Linked DNA regions of Homo sapiens: region 2 is linked to region 1. The links are chromatin contacts, found by Hi-C or POLR2A ChIA-PET in ENCODE. All regions are on one chromosome and are shown on one strand. Each heading gives the region's core, a stretch centred on a gene start or an enhancer-like site at or near the end of the contact. The rest is flanking DNA. Distances are from core to core; before and after follow the strand shown.

The links. Hi-C counts contacts between places; a loop is a spot of excess contacts on that map. ChIA-PET counts read pairs that join two places held with the same protein, here RNA polymerase II (POLR2A). Pooled maps may share reads with other maps.
Region 2: a map of PC-3 shows a loop between it and region 1 (7-fold over the local background). The contact joins two enhancer-like sites. A Hi-C loop is called at or near these places in 16 of 168 maps with a recorded cell type or tissue (Caco-2, G401, IMR-90 and 12 more) and 14 of 50 pooled maps. POLR2A ChIA-PET finds 5 or more read pairs at or near these places in 11 of 52 experiments (AG04450, BJ, H1 and 8 more).

Annotation. Positions count from the first base shown.
Region 1 is chr11:123,113,557-123,121,525 of GRCh38, reverse strand. All of the region lies in intron 1 of CLMP (CXADR like cell adhesion molecule), which reads left to right. Among named protein-coding and RNA genes, the nearest start is that of HSPA8, 55 kb to the right of the region's middle. Within about 2 kb of position 2,770, at least 6 of the 41 ENCODE cell types and tissues checked have a DNase peak (open chromatin) inside an H3K27ac peak, as active enhancers do; they include PC-3, PC-9 and mammary epithelial cell, where a contact is called at or near this core.
Region 2 is chr11:123,168,269-123,176,237 of GRCh38, reverse strand. The region is part of intron 1 of CLMP (CXADR like cell adhesion molecule); the gene reads left to right. Among named protein-coding and RNA genes, the nearest start is that of CLMP, 23 kb to the left of the region's middle. RefSeq lists enhancers at 6,542-7,374, 7,409-7,969. Within about 2 kb of position 2,782, at least 10 of the 41 ENCODE cell types and tissues checked have a DNase peak (open chromatin) inside an H3K27ac peak, as active enhancers do; they include PC-3, PC-9 and mammary epithelial cell, where a contact is called at or near this core.

The DNA of each region.
Region 1 (7,969 bases), core at 1,521-4,020:
AGGAATTCCAGACCAGCCTGGCCAACATGGTGAAACCCCGTCTCTACTAAAAATACAAAAATTAGATGGGCCTGGTGGCACATGCCTGTAGTCCCAGATACTCAGGAGGCTGAGGCAGGAGAATTGCTTGAACCTGGGAGGTGGAGATTGCAGTGACCCGAGATTGTGCCACTGCACTCTAGCCTGGACGACAGAACGAGACACCATCTCAAAAACAAAACAAAACAAAACAAAACAAAAACAAGAATTTTTCTCTGGAGTAATTCAACAGCTTCAGAAAAAAGGCCTACAGACACTGACGTTGGGAATCCCACAATCAAACAGCCTACAAAGAAGCCCACTGTACAAGTCCTGCTCATTCTCAGCATATCCAAACAGCTTTTTTTTTTTTTTTTTTTTGAGACGGAGTCTCGCTCTGTCGCCCAGGCTGGAGTGCAGTGGCGGGATCTTGGCTCACTGCAAGCTTCACCTCCAGATTCATGTCATTCTCCTGCCTCAGCCTCCCAAGTAGCTGGGACTACAGGCTCCTGCCACACCATGCCCAGCTAATTTTTTGTAGTTTTAGTAGAGAGGGGGTTTCACCATGTTACCAAGGATGGTCTCGATCTCCTGACCTCGTGATCCTCCCACCTCGGCCTCCCAAAGTGCTGGGATTACAAGCGTGAGCCACCGCGCCCGGCCCCAAACAGCTTTTTAGTATCTCTGAATATAACATGAGACGTTTGAGAAAAGTAAGAGAAAAGCGAATAGAAACAAAGACTATGCAAGGAACCCTGTGATTAATATCCTGAGAGACATAATGGAAGACACTGTATCCATCAAACAAGAATAGGATAATAATAACAACAATAATAGCAAAATTTATTGAACATTTACTATGTTTCAGACATGTATTAAAACTAACTCGATTCTCATAACATGCTTTAATAATCATCATTTAATCATCAAATAATTGAATACAATTATTTCCTCCATTTTATAGACAAGAAAACTAAGAGAGGATAAAGAACTTGCCCAAGCTTGTAGAACTAGAAAATAATTTTTCTGGTATTTGAATTGCTGATTTTAACAATTATCTTATAATGCCATCCAAGAGATCTCTTGACAAACTCTTGGAACAACTCAACCAAACAACATGAGAGAAAAGATCTAAAAAAAAATAGAGGATCAATCCAGGAGGTCCAACATCTGAAAGATGGGTGTATGAAAAAGAAGGGAAAATGACATGAATTATTTGTATTTTTATTTAGTATTACTTTTATATTTTTGTGGAGATGGGGTCTCACTGTGTTGCCCAGGTTGGTCTCAATCTCCTGGGCTCAAGCAATCCTTACACCTTTGCCTCCCAAAGCACTGGGATTAGAGGCTTGAGTCACTGAACTCAGCAGAATTATTTTTAAATAGTACAACAACATTTCCTGACATTTAAATGAGTCTTTAGATTAAAAGGCACATCAAAATAAGTGAATGGGAAAAAGTCTTATACCAAAACCCATCATAGTAAAATTTTACAACTCCAGGAATAAAGATAAGACCCTATGCCAGGCGCGGTGGCTCACACCTGTAATTCCAGCAGTTTGGGAGGCCAGAGTGGGTGGATCACCTGAGGTCAGGAGTTCGAGACCAGCCTAGCCAACATGGTGAAACCTTGTCTCTAATAAAAATACAAAAATTAGCTGGGCTTGGTGGCGTGTGCCTCTAATCCCAACTACTGGGGAGGCTGAGACAGGAGAATCGCTTGAATCCAGGAGGCAGAGATTGCTGTGAGCAGACATTGCACCGCTGTACTCCAGTCTGAGCAACAAAGCCAGACTCAGTCTCAAAAAAAAAACAACAAAATAATGTGAGACATAAAATGCATATGAACTGGTAGGAGGAAAACTGAGGGTCACTGTGAGACAGACTTACTTTTCACTGTATACTATTTTGTTCTGTTTGAATGTTTACCATATGCTTACATTACGTTATTCGAAAAAGCTTTTTAAGGGATGCTAATAATTAATTAGATTTGTGAACTGCCCATCTTAGATATTAAAGTACTTGGGTGATTTCTTGTTCTTCGTTACCCCTGTAAGCACACCAGGTCTACAGGAAAGGCAGTCAGCCAGAACTGGTTTGATGCTCTGATGAAAACGCAAAGATCAGCCGGGCATGGTGAATAATGCCTGTAATCCCAGCACTTTGGGAGGCCGAGGCAGGCGGATCACCTGAGGTCGGGAGTTTGAGACCAGTCTGACCAACATGGAGAAACCCCCTCTCTACTAAAAATACAAAATTAGCTGGGTGTGGTGGCGCGTGCCTGTAATTCCAGCTACTCGGGAGGCTGAGGCAGGGGAATCGCTTGATCCCGGGAGGTGGAGGTTGTGGTGAGCCAAGATCATGCCATTGCACTCCAGCCTGGGCAACAAGAGTGAAACTCCATCTCAAAAAAAGAAAGAGAGAGAGAGAGAGAGAGAGAGAGAGAGAGAGAGAGGGAGAGGGAGAGAGAGAGAGAGAGAGAGAGAGAGAGAGAGAGAGAGAGAGAGAAAGAAAGAAAGAAAGAAAGAAAGAAAGAAAGAAAGAAAGAAAGAAAGAAAGAAAGAAAGAAAGAAAGAAAAGAAAAGAAAATGCAAAGATCACCTGGAAGACAATCCCCTGGCAAGACAAACTCAAGACTCATAGTTAGGTCATTTGAGTAAATACATGAGTGAATGAATGAGTACGTGAGTGTGAGGCAGCCATTTGAGTCATTTGGGTGTGAGGGAAGGACAGGAAGAAAGTAAAGTCAGGGGAAATGACTTGGCATTACAAATCCTCCCTTGCTGAGACGCGACATTTTCTGCTGGGATATAAACTGGGTGTCGGAGCCAAATTGCAATGCCAGGTCTATTCTTGCCACTTTAATGAGAAAAGTGGAAGTCTGGGTTAGTCCATTTATCTGCATACCATCATTTAGTTGCATACAGATCGAGGTCCAGGTTTTTAATTGCCCTGATCTGTCTCTGGCAGAAAAGAAGCTCCAATATTTTCTTTGTCAAGCATGAGCTAAGTTTGATTATAGTTCTGCTCACACATTTGATGTAAGAAGCAGATTAAAGTTTATTGCAGTCTTGGCTGGGCTTGGTGGCTTATGCCTGTAATCCCAGCACTTTGGGAGGCCAAGGCAGGAAGATCACCTGAGGTCAGGAGTTCGAGACTAGCCTGGCCAACATGTTGAAACCTTGTCTCTATTAAAAATACAAAAGAAAAATTAGCCAGGCATGGTGGTGCATGCCTATAATCCCAGCTACTTGGGAGGCTGAGACAGGAGAATCGCTTGAACTCCGGAGGCAGAGGTTGCAGTGAGCCAAGATTGTGCTACTGCACTCCAGCCTGGGCAACAGAGAGAGACTCCATCTCAAAAAAAGAAAAAAAAGTTTATTGCAGTCTTTGCGAACCTATACACTGGTTGTTTTAAAGCCACTTAAAAAGTGTATATTAAATGAATGGTATGATGCATATGGTCAGCTTTCCATGAACACATTCATAAGAATATATTCCAAAGATTTCTCCCCAGTGATCATAGGTGAGTAGCATCAGTGTCTTGGAGGAAGACCGCCACATTCTTTAGTGCTGTACACAAATGCCATAAAGAGAGTGAATTACTGCCTTTCATATTCTACCTGCCATACTCTTTGAAGATAATTCCTTTTTTCCTGCTAAGATCAGGATGGTACAGCTTTTGTAAAAATTGCCCTATGACAAATTACAGGAAAATTTATTATCAGGGTGGCACGCACAGCATTATAGTTTATTGTATTTATAGCGGATGAAAGGTCTCAGCCAGGCATGGTGGCTCACGCCTGTAATCCCAGTGCTTTGGGAGGCCAAGGCGAGTGGATCACCTGAGGTTAGGAGTTCGAGACCAGCCTGGCCAACATGGTGAAACCCCATCTCTACTAAAAATACAAAAATTAGCCAGGCATGGTGGCGAGTGCCTGTAATCCCAGCTACTTGGGAGGCTGAAGCAGGAGAATTGCTTGAACTCAGGAGGCAGAGGCTGCAGTGAGCTGAGATCGTACCACTGCACTCCAGCCTGGGCAGCAGGGCAACACTCTGGCTAAAAAATAATAATAAAAAATAAAAAATAAAAAATTTTTTAAAAAAGATAAAAGGTCTCAAGTCAAACTTAGTTGAAATTTTGGCTCTACCAATTATTATCTCTTAGATCTTAGCAAATAGGCCTTTCTAAGTCTCAGGTTTTACTCTGTAAAATGAGGCAAAATTTTGCTTTGTAGGATTGTTCTGATTAAATGAAATTATATATATACATATATATTTATATCCCTTAGTGCACAGTGACTGGTATATTATATGCATTTTACAATTTTCAGAGTATTATCAGATAATACTGTGAAATTAGTATTTCAGAGTATTCAGGGTGGCACCCGCCACCACTCCTGGCTAATTTTTGTATTTTTAGTAGAGATGGTGTTTCACCATGTTGGCCAGGCTGGTCTCGAACTCCTAACCTCAGGTGATCCACTCGCCTTGGCCTCCCAAAGTGCTGGGATTACAGGTGTGAGTTACCATGCCTGGCTGAGACCTTTTATCCTCTATAAATAATATAAACTATAACGTTGTTCATGCCACCCTGATAATATATTTTCCTGGAATTTGTCATAGGGAAATAACACTAAACTACAATTCTCACTTATTCTGCATAATAAAACTCAAAATATGTATGAAAAAGAATTGTGAAATCTGAAAAGTGCTTTGCAAACATAAAAGTGGTCATATCAAGCTTATTACATTTCTGTAAAACAGAAAGAAGAATTCATGTCATAACCTACTCTTACGAGATGTTGTGGTTGCCAAAAATCTAGTGAATTGTGAAAGCATTTTTAATTCTATAAGAAGACAATGATTGTTATTGTGAGTGGGGAGGCAGAGGACACATATGGATAATTTTTAAGGCTTTATTTATTTATTTATTTTTGAGATGGAGTTTCACTCTTATTGCCCAGGCTGGCATGCAGTGGTGTGATCTCGGCTCAATGTGACCTCCACCTCCTGGGTTCAAGCGATTCTCCTGCCTCAGTCTCCTGAGTAGCTGGGATTACAGGTGCCTGCCACCATGCCTGGCTAATTTTTTGTACTTTTAGTATACACAGGGTTTCATCATGTTGGCCAGGCTGCTCTCGAACTACTGATCTCAGGTGATCCGCCTGTCTCGGCATCCCAGAGTGCTGGGATTACAGGCGTGAGCCACCATGCCAGGCCTTTAAGGCTTTATTAAAGTGTGTGGTAGGCAGCCTTTAAGATTGCACCTAATGATTCCTGCCTCTTAATATTCCTCTCTTCTTGAGTGTGGGCTGGAATTATTGAATTGCTTATAACAAGTAGAATACGGCAGCAGAGATTAGACGTCTCCTCTGAGACGTCTCATCTTGTGCTCTTTTTTGCATCACCTACCCTGGGGGAAGCCAGCTGCCGTGTGGTGAGGCAGCCCTGTGGAGAGGTCCATATGGTGAGGATTGAAAGCTGCTAACAACCTCATGAGTGAGTTTAGAAGTAAATCTCCCTCCACCTCATGCGAGCCTTCAGATGAGACTACAACCCCATCCAACAGTTTGTATTTCATGAGAGACCCTGAGTCAGAGCCACCCAGCTAAGCCATGCTCAGATTCCTGACCCACAGAAACTATGAGATAACACGTTTATTGTTTCGAGCTGCTAAGTTCTGGGACAATTTGGTATGCAGCAATAGATAATATAAAATATAATATACATACAGAAGAACACAGCCATCATAAAGAGCTCAACAAATTTCGTGAAATGGTCACACCCAAGTAACAAGCACCCAAATCAAGAAATAGAACCGGCACCTTGGAAGGCCCCACCATGTTCCCTTATATTCACTACTGCTTACTCCAGGAGTAACCACTACCTAGACTTCTAACAGCACAGATTTTTTTTTTCTGTTTCTGTACCCTGGAATCATATAGAATGGAATCCTATAGAATGTACTCTTTTGTGTCTACTTGTTTCTGATCAGCATTACATTAATGACATGTAGTTTCTGAAAGCCTACTCTAAAATGCCATTGTTGAATCATAATATTTAATCTATTCCAAATAACAGTAAAGAAGACTGTGAGTTTATATATATGTAAAAAATGGGAGTCTAAGTAAAGAAAAATAAATTGAAAAACATTTCTAGGCCAGGTGCAGTGGCTCACACCTGTAATCCCAGCACTTTGAGAGCCTAGAAAAGAGGATCGCTTGAGCCCAGGAGTTGGAGACCAGCCTGGGCAACACAGCAAGACCTTGTCTCTACCAAAAAAAAAAAAATTTAAATTAGCCAGGTGTGCTGGTGCACACTTGTAGTTCCAGATGCTCAGGAGGCTGAGGCAGGAGGATCGCTTGAGCCTAGGAGATTCAGGCTGCAGTGAGCTATGATCACACCACTGCACTTCAGCCTGGGCAACAGAGCGAGACCCTGTCTCAATATATACTTTTTTGTAGATGACCAAGAGTAGAAAACATGAAGGTGAAAGCTTTAAGGGGAATCCAGAGCAAAAAATTTGTGTTAGCTACCTATACTGGGTAGCAGTCCAATATACTGTTCAGGGTATAGGTCTTAGAGTTAAATGGCTGGATTAGAATAGTGGCTCAATTCCTCGTAATCTGTGCGATCTTGGGCAAGTTAATCTTTCTGCATTTCAGTATCTGTCTGTAGAATGAAGATAATAGTGCTTACTTCACAAGATTATTGAGAAGATGAAGAAATGGAAATGAATATAAATCAAGTACCAATGCTTTGCACATAATAAGTCCTCAAAAATTACTATTATTAAGAAGTGTTACATTTGGGGGTTTTAAAAATTATAGGTTGCCAAATTTGTACTATCTGTGATTTTTATCATGTAGGACATGATTTTCCTGTGAGTAGAAAATGCAGGGCTGGGAGTGGTGTCTCACGCCTGTAATCCTTGCCCTTTGGAAGGCCAAGGAGGAAGAATTGCTTGAGCCTAGGAGTTCAAGACCAGCCTGGGCAACACAGTGAGACTCCCCCATCTCAAAAAAAAAAAAAGGAAGGAAGGAAGGGAGGGAGAGAGGGAGGGAGGGAGGGAGGGAGGGAAAGAAAATGCAGCTCCTTCAATTCTTTGTTTCATGGCTCTTCTGCCCCTCCTTAGGGAGAGTGAATGAGAGGAGCAGGGATGAAGTTCAAACCAGTCATCTTCTCTCTTCGTTATTAGCTTTGATAGGAAAGTGGAAGGGGCAGGATAAAACTAAAGGCTGAATTGAGGATTTGTCAGTGGATTTTAATTATCAACATAATCTCAATTCTTCCTGGCCATGGATCCCTAACAATCGATTATTTTCTTTTTCATAGTAAGTCTGTGTCTATTTTTAATTCCCGCCCCCTCTGCCTCTGTTCGAATCTCTCTGACGAAGGTAATAAAAGATTTAGATTTAGAAAGCGACTTCACATTTGGAACGAGACAGCGACTATAAATAGACATGTCAATGAAATAGGTTAGCATGAGATCTGGATCTCTGAGAGTCTCGGAATCAAAAGCATACATTCTTGCCTGATCTGTGTACTGGCACAGGCATTCTTGCCAGGGTGTTCAAGCAGTTGTGTGTGTGTGTTTCTGCATGTGTAAACATGAATACATGCATGGAACCATAAATAGCATATTATCAAGGACAGAATTCAGAGAGGTACCTGCTGTATTTCTGAATGGTGGAGTGATCTTTGTGGACCAGATTGTTATCCTTATCCTGACAATTATTACTGGAGAAATCAACACAAAACATTACTCCCAAATAGTCAACCCCCAGTCTGTAGAATAGCAGTGCAGCTTCCAGGCACAGTATGTTTTATTACTGACCATCCTCCTTCCCACCACCAGACTTTGAGAACCTATCAGGACGAAGGGTCCACAGTGATGTTCCGATCTGCCAAACGCAGAAGTCAGCTTGGCAACTGGTTTGCTAATCAC
Region 2 (7,969 bases), core at 1,533-4,032, 55 kb before region 1:
AAACCAAAATACAAACTACCATCCTGCTGTTAAAATTATTCCTAAAAAGAAGCAGAATTTCAAAAACAAAGATAAAAAGGCAGTTGGCAACCATTCATGGACAGCTCTCTGTTTCCAATAGCTAACACTTAGTGAGTGCTAAATGTACACTAGACACTATTCTAAGTATTTTAATAACACCTTATTTTATACACATGCAGATTACATCATCTATATTTTTTCTTACTCCCCTGTGAGGCAATGAAAATGTCAAGGACCAGTGGCCTAAGTTTACACTCTAGTGCTAGGGAATGGCTAGCATTTGGTAACTAACTAAAATAAGATTTCTTGAGGCAACTCACAGCTGCAGGAGTCAAAACTTCTATGAATCTTCAAGTTTCCACCTGATGCAAAGGCCAGGATGTGATCTTTCAGAGTGAGCTCTTTCTATGCAGGATCTAGATGACAAACATCTTCCTCTCAAGTTTCTTCAATATATGGAACCCATTGAGTTGACACGGAGACTCATAAGCTTGCAGCCTTTGTCAACCAATGCAATGCCTCAAATAAATAATAATTGAGCCAAAGCTAAAATACTTCAAACTGTATTTTTGCATAAAAGATAAAGGAAAAGCAAGCTGGGCGTGGTGACTCACACCTGTAGTCCCAACTACTCAGGAGGCTGAGGAGGGAGGATCTCTTGAGCCCGTCAGCCTGGGTGATATAGTGAGACCTTGTGATATTCTTTGGCTCTGTGTCCTCACTCAAATCTCATCTCAATTTGTAATCCCCACCTGTCAAGGGAGGGACCCGTAATCCCCACATGTTGAGGGAGGAAGGTGACTGGATCATGGGGTGGTTCCCCCCATGCTGTTCTCATGATAGTGAGTGAGTTCTCGTGAGATCTGTTGGTCTTATAAGTGTTTAGAAGTTCCTTCTTTGCTCTTCTCTCTCTTGCTGCCTTGTGAAGGTGTCTGCTTCCCCTTCCACCGTGATTATTAGTTTCCTGAGGCCTCCCCAGCTACGCAGAACTGTCAATTAAACCTTTCTTTATAAATTACCCAGTCTCAGGGAAGTTCTTTATAGCAGTGTGAAAATGGACTAATACACCCCGTCTCTTAAAAAAAATTTTTTTTAATAAGTCAGGCATGGTGGTGCAGGCCCACAGTCCCGGCTACTAGAGAGACAGAGGCAGGAGGATCACTTGATCTCAGGAGTTTAAGGCTGCACCAAACCGTGATTGCATCACCATACTCCAGCTGGCGTGACAGAACGAGATCTTGTCTCTAAAACACCAAAGAAAAGCTACCACTTTTGCAATAGAGAGCCCCTTTCCCCTCTTTCCTTGCCTCTGCTTCCAAAATACAGGCATTAACATTCCACTAGTATGTTTCACAATGAGCACACACCAGATGGCTTTAATCCAGGGAAGGAATGCTGGGTTGAGTAACAGGGTGATGAATTAAATAACCCTTAGATAACCATTTAAAAAATCCTAAGTGCTTCCTAATTTCTAGATTAAAGAAAATTCATGGGGCCTTAAAAAAGAGAGAATATAAAGGACATTAGGTTGCCACCTCTAGACAGAAGGGCCTTTAGAAGATGGATAGACCAGCAAGGTCAGCCATTGCAAAAGTCTCCCCAGAGACCAGACACATCTTCCAAAGGAGGAAGGAGGCAGCAAGTGGGCAAGTGGGAGGCTCTTTTATTTATTTTTTCAGTGCTTAACAAAACAACTCAAGGAGACCCAATGTCAGGCCTAGATATGAAATATTATATTTTGGGAGATAGAGCTTTAGTGTCCAGATGGAAGAGAAGCTGGATTCAGGATAGGATGTCGCCTAGTCCAGATGATCTTTGCCTATGCCATCCCTTCCCATTAACCATCTTGTTTCCCTGAATAAGAAGGAAGGAAACAATCAGAATTTCCTATTATACATAGTATGAAACAGAACACTTTTAAGCTATTTCCTGTTCCCAAAAGAACTGATGTGGAGGGAGATATGAGGTAGCACAGTGCAGTAGAAGGAGCATGTAATTACGTGTAGGAAGAGCTTGCTCTGAAGGACAATGTCTTGGCCTCTATGTAAGGTGGAAAGGTTAAGGTTAAACTTAAGAAGTTTAAATTTCTAAGCCTGGAATTTTTATTTTTTGTTTTATTAAAAAAAATTTTTTTTGAAACAGGGTCCCACCTGTTGCCCAGGCTGGAATGCAGTAGCGAGATCACAGCTCACTGCTGCCTCAACTTCCCAGACTCAGGTGGTCCTCCCACCTCAGCCTCCCAAGTAGCTGGGACTACAGGTATGCACCACCATGCCCAGCTAATTTTTTGGATTTCTTGTAGAGATGAGATTTCACCATATTGCCCAGGCTGGTCTCGAACTCCTGAGCTCAAGCGATCCACCCACTTTGATCTCCCAAACTGTTGAGATTACAGGTCTGATCCACAGCACTCAGCCCAGGCCTGGAATTTTTTTTTGATGTGGTGAAGGAGTGCGGCATCCTGGACAGAGCTGTTATTTATCAGCTCTGTGATCTTAGGCAAGTCACTTATTCCTGAGCTTCAGTTTCCTCATCTGCAAAACAAGGACACTAACTCCCATTTTACAGAGGAGGATGAGGCTCTTAGAGGTTAAGAAATGTGGCCAAAGTCACAAACTAGTATATACCTTATTGCCAAGCCTGTGCTCTTTTCCTTAATCACCCCAAACCTCAAGATGAGATCATATGCATTAAAATATTTTGTAATGAGCCAGGCACTATGCAGTCATTCCCTTGTGGTTATTACACGCAGACTTCCATCTGGCATGTATAAAAAGGAATGTCGGCCCACATCTACATGTGTCCATGAATGCATTCATGTAAGACTGTGTGTTACAAATAGAAGTCACTTTGTGGTCTGACTGGCTTGAGAATACTTTTGGAATAACAGGATAGAACAGGGACTCTCCAAGAAAACCCAGGCTATGTGCTGGCTCCAGCCATAAAACAGTCTCATATCATGGGAAATTACACATGCTGTCATATCAGCACTGCAGCTGGCACTGGCTTGTTCCCAACAGGGGATCTTACCTACCATCCTGTCCCAGAACCGAGCTCTTTGTAAGAGATTAAAGCAAACCATATCTGCTTTTACTAATAATTGTTCTAGAGAAGTCTAGGAAAAGAGGATGTTAACCTTGAGAGTGAAGCTCTGGGTTTGTATCTAAGGGTGCAAGGTGTGACATCTCATGCATCCTGAAAAGGTGTCATGCAAAATGGTGACAAGGAAAATACTATGGCCCTTATAGAAACATCCCTCTGGAAGTGCTCATACATTATTAGTGGGGTGCAAACAGCACAAACCTCTTTAAAAAACATTTAAAAGTCAGCTTCAGGAATTTTAAAACCATTCATAGCCTTGGCCCAATAATTCCATTGTTAGAAATCTATGCTAAGGACATAATAAAATACAATGTAAAAAAATGTTTATTGGCTGGATGTGGTGGCTCACACCTGTAATCCTAGCACTTTGGGAGGCCAAGGCAGGTGGATCACTTGAGCCCAAGAGTTTGAGACCAGCCTGGGCAACACGGCTAAAACCTGTCTCTACAAAATAATTAACAAAAAATTAGCCAAGTATAGTGGCTCACGACTATAGTCCCAGCTACATGGGAGGCCGAGATGGGAGGATCACCTGAGCTCAAGAGGTTGAGGCTGCAGTGAGCCAAGGTGGTGCCATTGCACTACAGCCTGGATGACTGAGAGAGGCCCTGTCTAAAAAAAAGCAAATAAATAAACAATAAAAGTTTATTGCAACATAAACACTGGCACAAATTAACATCTCAAAATAAGAAAGTGGCTAAGTAGGCTGGGTGCGGTGGCTCAAGCCTGTAATCCCAGCACTTAGGGAGATCGAGGCAGGTGGATCACAAGGTCAGGAGATCGAGACCATCCTGGCTAACATAGTGAAACACCGTCTCTACTAAAAACACAAAAAATTAGCCAGGCGTGGTGGTGGGTGCCTGTAGTCTCAGCTACTCGGGAGGCTGAGGCAGGAGAATCACTTGACCCCAGGAGGCACCTGGGCAACAGAGCGAGACTCCATCTCAAGAAAAATAAAATAGAAAGAAAGTGGCTAAGTAAATTAGGATTCATGAATCTATATAATCAAATATAACACTGCTCGTAAAACAGATGACAAAGAAATTTTATGACTTGGATAAATGCTCATAATATAATGTTGAGTAAAAAAAAAATACAGAATTGTATATACAGTATAGTAAAATCTCTACAGTGAATATGTATAAATGCTTAGAAAACAGCCTGGAAGGAAATCTGCACTGAAATGTTAAGAGCCAACACAGATGATTGTTATTTTCTTCATTATTTTTGTCCTTATTATCCAAGTTTTGTATAACAAGTATGTATAACTTCTATTTTTAAAGTATTACTTTAAACATCTAAATGTCTAAGTGCCACTCGTCCTTAAATGGCTTTCTCTCTTGCTTGAATTAGTACGACAGTCTTCCAACAGGCCGAGCGCGGTGGCTCATGCCTGCAATCCCAGCACTTTGGGAGACCGAGGAAGGCGGATCGCTTGAGGCCAGGAGTTCGAGACCAGCCTGGCCAACATGGTGAAACCCTGTCTCTACTAAAAAACAAAAATTGGCCGGCTGTGTTGGCACGCACCTGTTAATCCCAGCTACTCGGAAGGCTGAGGCAAGGGAATTGCTTGAACCCAAGAGGTGGAAGTCGCAGTGAGCTAAGATCACACCACTGCACTCCAGCCTGGGTGACAGAGCTAGACTCCGTCTCAAAAAAAAAAAAAAGAAAAGAAAAGAAAAGAAAAAAAAAAATCTTAGGGAATAGTCTCCCAAATACCCTCCCTTCTCCAGTCCCACTCCCTTTCCAGCCTGCTGTCTCCAAGGTTACCTTCTGTGGACTCTAAGGGACCAGCTAGCCCTTAGCTTAATGCAGACTTTGTCTACTTGGTGTCTTTAAACTAGGAGAACCCTTTAGACTCCCTGGTGTGACTTGCTGTTCCCCACACAGGCCAGACCCTTTCAGATCTTCTGGTCTTCATGCTTGTTCTTCCCTCTACTTAGAATGACACCCTTTCCCCATTTTTCTACCTGGGAAATGCTTACTTGGCATTTAAGGCCAAGCTCAGAGGTTAGCCCCTCTGGGAAACCTTGCCCGTCAACCCCAAGCAGAGCTGGTTGCTTTTTGCTGTGGTCCCCAGAGACCTTGCTCATACCCTGGTTTTAACAAATATCATAATATGTTGTGATAAATGTATTCGAACGTCTCCCCACATAAGATCATATGATCCTAAGGATGAAGTCTTGAGACTCATTCGTCTTGGTTTGCCCAGTGCCTGGCACAGAGTCCTCGCCCCGTGATGAACAGATAAAGAAACTGGTTATTAAGCTGTGACCAAGGAGGCAGCAGGGAGTATTAATGCCAGCAAACAGTCTTTATAGGATGACAACGAGCTGATCTTCATGCCTCACAGCAGCAAGAAAAAGCAGGCTTCGGCTGGGCGTGGTGGCTCACGCCTGTAATCCCAGCACATTGGGAGGCCGAGCGGGGTGGATCACTTGAGCTCAGTAGTTCGAGACCAGCTTGGCCAACATGGTGAAACCCCATCTGTACTAAAAATACCAAAAATTAGCCAGATGTGGTGGCCTGCGCGTATAGTACCAGCTACTCCGGAGGCAGAGGCAGGAGAATCACTTGATCCTGGGAGGTGGAGGTTGCAGTGAGCCAAGATCGTGCCACCTCACTCCAGCTTGGGCAACAGAGTGAGACTCCATTTCAAAAAAAAAAAAAAAGCAGGTTTCATGTGCAACACAACACTTAAGTTAGCCAAAAGGAGGAACTTCCACAGATCGTTATTGAGGACTAAACTCTGACCTGTTTTCTTCTCTTTCCCAAATTACTACCTAAGAGGCCTGGGGAGTTTGCCCTACAAACCATGAAGTCTCATCAGAGGGATTTGATTTAACCCTGTATAATGTGGCCTGCTTTCCAACCTGACTCGGGCACATCACATAACAAATAAGGAAGGAAATGAAAATATTTTAACCCCAAATATATTTCCTTGCCAGATCTTGAAATTGCCCTACAAAGTCATCTCTTGGGGTTAAAAGTCTACATTCTATAGAGAATTTCCTTTTCCTCTTCCAGACCCTTTTCCTGATCAAAGAGAGAATCCACTAAAAGTCTGGCACCTTTTTAAGTCTGATAAGAAATTTACAATCAATTGTCTCTGAAGCCGTACCTGGAGACTTTATCTGCATAATAAGAACCTTGGTCTTTACAACCCCTTAACTCAGACACTTCTATTGATTGCAGGTCTTTAGATAAACTCTTTCAACCAACTGCCAATCAGAAAAATTTTAAATCTACCTATAACTTGGAGGCACCGCCCACAAACCCCCCAACACCGGCTTCCTCTGCTTCGAGTTGTCCCACCTTTCTGGACCAAACCAATGTACATCTTAAATGTATCCTAAAATGATAAAACCAAGCTGTGCCCCTACAACCTTGAGCATATGTTGTCAGGGTCTCCTGAGAGCTGTGTTATGGGCCATGGTCACTCTTATTTGGTTCAGAATATGTTTCTTCAAATGTTTTACAAAGTTTGACTCTCTTTATTGACACTATGATTGCAATGGATGAAAAATGGGGTAAGAGGGAAGTCTTAGGAGTGGAGTAAAAACCTCCCTATCTAAGAGGGGTTGGACACTGTCCTTCTTGGAGACTGGAAGATGGACAAGATGACCTCAGTCAGACCTAGGCTCAGTGTCTTGTCCAAGGAAGCAGGGTGGAAGCTTTCTCCTGGAGCCCACGGTGATTCTGCCGTAGGCCTGGGCAGGTTTCCATGTCAGCTGCGCTAAAAAAACCCAGATCTGCAATTTGAACCTGAAGCCTTGCAGACAAAGAAGACTGTGTGAAGAGTAGGCCCAGTTACTTGCAAACCCAGCAGGGCTCTTGGCTCCTCAATGCTCATTAGCATCTTAAGTTCACATAAATATATATGAGGCTTGTGGATTCCTCTGGGAATCCCAGAGGCCCTCAGAGCCAAAGCAAAATCTCTTCCTCTTTGCACCTCCTCCTGGACATTTGGAGCCCAGCTGCTTTGGGGAGCCCAGCTGCCTCCAGGGATTCCCCAGCAGGGACCTGACACCTCATTTTCAGAGTGCAAAAATAGACACTTGGTCTTTTGAGGGACCAGAGCTTTGTTCTGTCCCTCCCTCTCTTATGGTGGTCTTTCATATTCATGGGTCCCTGAAGAGCAGGGTTTCCCCACTACCCTCTCATATGCCCCAATCCTGAGTGAATGCTTGGATGCCGCACGTTCTGTGCAAAGCCGGGAGTAGATGCTGCATAACCCAGGGAGGGCAGGTGCAAGAGCGTTGAGGGGAATGAGACCCAGAACATTTTATTCTTAAAGGACTCCTAATCTAATGCAATATGCAAAATAGAGAAGGAACAGCAGAAAGTATACACTTAAGATGCAGCATCCACCTCACATAATCAGCAGCATTTGAACCTTGTAAATTCCACAGAGATGAGGCAGGACAAGAAAGAGTTGCTGCTGGATCCGATTGCAGAGGACTTCTTGGAGGAGGTGGCTTTTGACAAGAAAAGGATGGGTTTTGGAGGGTTCTGACTATTGGTCAGGGTTAGCCGACCCTGTCCTACCCGGCTCCCAGGGGACACTGCAAGGCAATTGAGTGGCAAGGAGAAAAGCAGCCCCAAGGCTTCCTCATTCCCCGTGAATATCCCTGCCTCATTCCCAACTAACTTGCCCAACTATCTCAGTTATTTCCAAATCTGGAAGGAAGAGAGGGCTTTCAGAGAAAAGCCACAAAAAGAAGACAGTGGAATCCAGATGTAGATAGGAAGAACCAGGGGGGGCAGCTGCCCTAGATGCTGTCTGGTCAAAGCTGGAGTGCCGTGGCCCCAGCTCTGGGGTGTAACGCTGCAGCCCTAGCCCTGC